Linked DNA regions of Homo sapiens: region 1 is linked to region 2. Evidence: chromatin loops called from intact Hi-C (ENCODE). Cell type or tissue: GM12878. All regions are shown on one strand. Links, peaks and the distances in the headings refer to the core of each region. The heading gives the core; the rest is flanking DNA.

Region 1 (2,925 bases), core at 302-2,801, 58 kb before region 2:
AGGAGAGAGCTTAATAGGGAGTTAGATGAGAAAGCCAGGGTGGCACTTAAATGAACAATAGAAAAGAGAGACAAGGGAAATGAAGCTTTGCCCATCAGGGCCAGAGCTGGTCACCCAAGCACAGCTTACCCCGGGACTCAGAGTCTGCTCTTCCCTTTGGGTGGCCTCCTATGGCCAATCCCCTTCCCTCTCACATCTCCAAGTGGTGGACACAAAATGAGAGTGATTCAAATATTTATTAATGTGAGGAAATGTAATTATCAGGAAATTTCATTCCTTGATGCTCTCCCTCTCTCTCTTATTAAGAAAGCTAACTGATTCAGAATGAGGTAAACCCAAATGTTCAAATGTATTTCTGCCTATTAATTTGAAAGCACTTAAAATATACTTTGTAAAGTAATAAGTAAAAAGTATTAATAACAACAATAATAATTAAAGTTTATTAAACACTTTCTGCTAAGCACATTACATGCCCAGTCTTATTTAATTTTATCCTTATAACACTATTATGAGATGTGTATTACATCCACCTTCCCTCACTGTGTCTTTCTCTCCTCCCCACTGCCTCAACCATCCTGGCCTAAACTCCCAGATATAAACCTCACATACCACCCTTGCTTAGCACCAAAGGAAACAAACAAGTATAACTTCTGGATTCTTCAGGGTACACATAAACATAAAAAAAGAGTTACTGTATAAAATTTCTGCATCTCTTTATTATCTCAGCATAAGGCTTAGTGCCTTACTTAATTATTTTATGAACTAAATGCCACAGAATAAGTAATTTTCCAAAAACTTCTTATTTTAGAATTGTATGCAGCTCCCAAAAAGTATAAAAATAATTCTAATTGCATGCTAAATGTTCAACGGCAATATTTAAAGAAAAAAGATACACAGCCACATTTACAATATGATACAGATACAGAAATGCACACATGAATACACACAAAAACCTACAAATACACAATTCTCACAATGAAAACATCCCAAATGTCAAATGCATGGAGCTCTAGGTTGACAGGTAATTTGTTCATTTATGTGTTTTTCAGCTTTATCTGTCTTTGTATTTTCAGTTTCCTCCAATTGTATTTGTAGCAAACATATACTGAACTCTTATCATGCATTATTTTAAGATCATTACACGTGTTAACTAATTTAGTTTTCATAATAACGGGAAGAGTTAAGTACTATTATCACTCTCATTTTATGGTTTAAAAAAATGGGGCATAGTGAGGTTAGGAAGCTTGCTAAGCTAGTAGATGGCACAGCAGATATGTGAATCCAGCTGGTTTGGCTTCATTACCTGAGCTATTAACCACTACATATGCTACTGCCTATAAGAATGTAGCTTTATAATTACCAAAAAATAAAGAGATTTTTTAAAAAAATGTACCTTGCAAATTTGGTAACATCCAGGAAAATGTAAGAATGCACATACTGTAGTGAGGGAAGAATGAATTTAATCAAGGCATTTTTTTTTCTCTTTAAAAGTCATCCATTCATTCGATTGCAATGGCTATCAGATAAGCTTCGGGCCACTGAAAGGCAAATTGGACATTAATTTCTTTCATTTGAGTGCTTTTTCCTTTGCAACTACCAATAATGAAATTACCACAGAGTCCCTGTTTGGGGGAAAAAATAACTCAAACGTTTGTTGTTGTTTTCTTTTTTCACATCTCTAGAAACAGACCAAATAGCTGAGCTTACAGATTGCAATGCTCTTCCTGTAACAGTCACCTCACAGAACCTGCTGCCAAAGAGGTGAGAAGACTAGAATCAATCATCAGGAGGCTGACCACTGTTCCGGTGTGTTCTTTCAAGACTTTCAGTTCTACATTGCAGTTTATGGACTGGAAAGTGGCTTCTATAACATGATCAAGCTAGGATAATGATCTCATTATAAAACCAATCAGAAACTCTGTGCAGCTTTTTTTGTTCATTGAAAAGGTTGAGCTAACAAGAGGAAAAAGAAACATGCTGTTTGAAGTGCTTGCATTTTGAAAACGTGAATCTCAGTAAAGGCCAACTTTACATGGTATACCTCCTCAGTCCTTACCCTCTGCCTTACTATCCCTAGCCTGGGGCTAGATCTTAGGCCTTGTGGTTATGCTAGAGGTTGGCTAGTACTCTAAAGGGAGGCTGAATTGAGGATATTAGCAGTACAAGTCAAGGTCCTTGAGAGGGGTCAAGAGTTGAGTGTCAGAGGGTCCTGAAAAAGACAATAATATAAATCATTAACAGAAGACAGAGCTTAGAGTTAAGAATAGAACTGAAACTGAATCACAGCTAGAGCACATCAGTAAAAAGTAAGGAGAAGCAGCAGCAAAAATCAGATGTTAAGCTGGTTGCTTAGCTATGTTTGTGCTATTTGAGTGACGGTACATCTCAATTTCCCTGGGACAGTTCTGGTTTATGACTGTTGTCCACTCAAAGGTGTTCTGAATTGAAAGAGGAATTACATGGGCACAGCAGAAATTGCTGATATGTGTATGTAGAGTATTCAAATTGGCTCATGGGATCAAGAGGGAAGCTGAAGCCCATGTTAGTGGAAATGACTGAGGGGATCTTTAGGAAGAATAATATTAAATATTGAGATTTCAAATAAGTCTCCTTCTAATACAGGGGGCCAGTAAAATCCTTACCACAAATTGTCTCTTTTGAGCGGATTAGAGGGATGAAAATAGAATAAAAAAGGGTTTGTGGTCAATATTTGGATTGATAATAGAAGAAAACAAGGGAATAATCACAGAGAAACCAGGCAAGAATAAGGAAATACCAACAAGTTAGAAATATGGAGCCAGGAGACTTGTAGAAATGAAAACTTCACAAGCATCTGTGGCAGTCTTGGGGAGGTCATTGAATTTCTAACAGTACTCCGAGTGGCGAAGTCTATGAAATCAAATCTCAGTGTTAAGAAAGAAGTCA
Region 2 (2,925 bases), core at 137-2,636:
TGAGAACCTCCATGTCTAATGGTTTGAAGACGCAGACAGCTTCCGTCTATAGTCAACCAACACTCCAACCTCAGGATTAGAGAATTCTGATTGCATTATCCATGAAGCCCAGAACTTAAAAGCCCAGTCCTATCTTACTCTTGAATCTTTTGCCTTTTCAACTACCATAACCCAGTTTCTCCCACACAGAGACACTAAACATGCACACTCTTGATGAAAGCTTTTTTAGTGGCCATTACATAATGGATTTGCTGTCAGTTTGTCTAAAATGTGCCTGCTGAAGAAATGAAAAAGAAAAACCTAATCTATGCTTATAAGTGATGGAGTTTTCAACTAACTAAAACCTATATGGGCATTTCTGTCCTCTACAGTATGACTTTTTAATTGGCCTTAGTCATTTATGTGATCTGAACATTTTTAGTAATGAGTAACACAATATAGGTAATAATATTAAATATATATTATAGTTTCATTAAGAAAGCATTTATAGTGTTAGGATGTTTATAGTTTTAGAATGTAATATAGGAAATTGTCAACCATTTTCAAAACCAGAGCACATTTTCAAAGTGTTTAGCCTAATTCTAGGCCACATTCTAAAGTAAATATCTCTACACAATGCAAAATATTAACTAAAACTTTAGGCTTCATCAAAATGTCTCAACGCTGTTGTTTAGGCATAAAAATATGTTACTTTTATAAAAGCCTTTTGGTTATGAAATAATGGACAGGTGTCTAAAATTTAAAAATCGTCTGGGTAACTTAATTCTAGTACTTAGGGAGGCTGAGGGGGAAGAATTGCTTGAAGCCTGGAGTTCTAATTGCTTGAGGCAGGAGTGCCTGCAAAACATAGCAAGAGCCCTGTCTCTATGAAAAAATAAAAAGTTAGCCAGGCATGGTAGTGCACACCCGTGGTGCTAGCTACTCGGGAGGCTGAGATGGGAGGACTGCTTGAACCCAGGAGCTGGAGACTGCAGTGAGCTATAATGGCACCACTGCACTTCAGCCTTGGCAACACAACAAAACCCTGTCTCAGAGAAATGAATAAATAAATAAATAAATAACAGAAGTAGAGTATTAGAACAAAAAAACCTTTAAAAGATTATCTAAGCCTATCCCTCATTCCATTTTTTATATTTGGAAGGAAAAGCCCAGAAGCCACACAACTTACCAGAAGTTCCACTGTTGTCTGTCACTGTCTAGCTGAGTAACTCTGGCCAGTCCCTTCTTTCTCACTCTCAGTTTCTTGCTCTGCAAAATGAGGTGATTGAAACTAGATGATGTAAGAGTCCCATACAGCCTGAAAATGCCATTTTTCTGCAAGGCTAGAAACCACATCTGAAAACATTTCCTCTCCAAAAGCAACACACAAGAAGATGAAAAGATTTTTAAATGGCACTTGGCACTATTGATGTTCCAACTCATTGATACTATAATCTCAGCTTGATACTTTAGAACCACATAGGTTGCTAGTATCCACCACAGACAAGCAAAGCAGAAGAGAAAGGCTGTTGGCATGCTCTTTGCCTGAGAAGTGTTGCAACTGAAAATCAGACCAGAGAGAGAGTAAATCATCTCCTCCCCCTTCTGAGGATCTGGTGACTCCTTCTGTCTGGGCCCTGCTTCAGGAATTTCTCCTAGAGAAATTTTTCACTGGGGAGCTGGGAGTCCAGCCCTTGACTGGACCCCAGACAAGGATGCATTTCCTCCTGGAAGGCTCCTTGCCTGGACAAGTCCTTCAAAATCAACCTAAAAAGGAACTCCAGTCTCCAGCGAGCTGTACATTTTAGCATCTTTTAATCAGCCGTCTGGACTTCTCTGGTGTTTTTGGAAATGTTTTTTTTCTTATTGCATTACAATTTTATTATGTTAATACACAAAGAGTTGGTATGCATAATTTTAAAAGGCAAATTCAGCCGTTGAATGAAGAGTGTGTGATGATCACGGCTCATGCTTTAACTACATTTACTTATCTTCCTTTCTTCATTCTTGTATGGGACAGTATCTTTGAAATGGCTTTTGTTTATTTTTTAAATGAGTTTTATGTTTTTCCCCTTTTCTCCTTTTCATTATTACTGCTTTCTAGCAGAAAATCAGAAAGTCGGGGAATGGTTTAAGTTTATAAAATCTGAGAGATCATCTGGACTTAAACCCAATTTCATTAAATGGTTTAGGAGATGTAAATGTAATAACAAGGCAGTATCCAGATATCATGTATGTAAAAGTGGGTACTGCCAAAGTCCCTAGTAATTAAGCCAATCATTAAATCAGAGGTTAATGGATTCGGTTCATTTTTATGACATACACAAGTGAACCTGAAACACTGGGTCCTATTAGCATTTAATATATAAAGAAAGCTAGTGTCTGTACCTAAATAATTGCAAACACAATGTGGTCAACACAGAGGATACAAATTCTAGAAAAAAGTGTATCATCCAAAAAAAAACAATTCTGTTATCAGTAGCATCATTATTATTGTCATCTATTATGACAAGCTTGAACAACCCAAGTGTTCATCAAAGAAGCAATTCAATAGAATGTTTTCGGCATGCTCTTAACTAAAAAGAGAATATGGAATGAGAAGAGTAAAAATAAGATTTTTTATTCCAGTCTGAAAAAAAATATTCTTTGAAGCTCCTCATGGTATGCATGACAAATAAACATACATTTCTTGCTTTCTGCAACCAAATAACTGTATGTGCCTTTGCAATTAATTAATGTTGTCTCCAATATTTCTAGAAAATTAATGTCAAATTCATTTGAATGTGGCTTCTGGAATAACAGGACCTCTGGTCCATTTCCTGTATGGTAATGTAATGACAGCAAGATACCCTTTTAAGTTTTATGTGTTCAAATTGGTTTAAAAAGGTAAATTTCTACACTATAATTAATGTATACCAACAATTTTCAAGCAATTTTAGCAGTGGA

The links. Peaks named below come from ENCODE experiments on the same cell type or tissue, not always from the same donor. Only the 100,000 strongest peaks of a DNase experiment are listed, where the experiment ranks them.
Region 1: a loop joins it to region 2, with 3.0 times the contacts of the local background. A loop is called at or near these places in 3 of 110 quality-filtered maps.

What each region holds. Positions count from the first base shown.
Region 1 is chr11:40,181,730-40,184,654 of GRCh38, forward strand. All of the region lies in intron 5 of LRRC4C (leucine rich repeat containing 4C), which reads right to left. Among named protein-coding and RNA genes, the nearest start is that of LRRC4C, 1.3 Mb to the right of the region's middle. In GM12878, for the core only: no CTCF peak of the experiment used is centred there; a DNase peak (open chromatin) is centred at 1,802; H3K27ac peaks cover 724 bases.
Region 2 is chr11:40,240,351-40,243,275 of GRCh38, forward strand. LRRC4C (leucine rich repeat containing 4C) reads right to left here. Exons shown (of 7, transcript NM_001258419.2): 5 at 1,169-1,248. Among named protein-coding and RNA genes, the nearest start is that of LRRC4C, 1.2 Mb to the right of the region's middle. In GM12878, for the core only: no CTCF peak of the experiment used is centred there; a DNase peak (open chromatin) is centred at 1,321.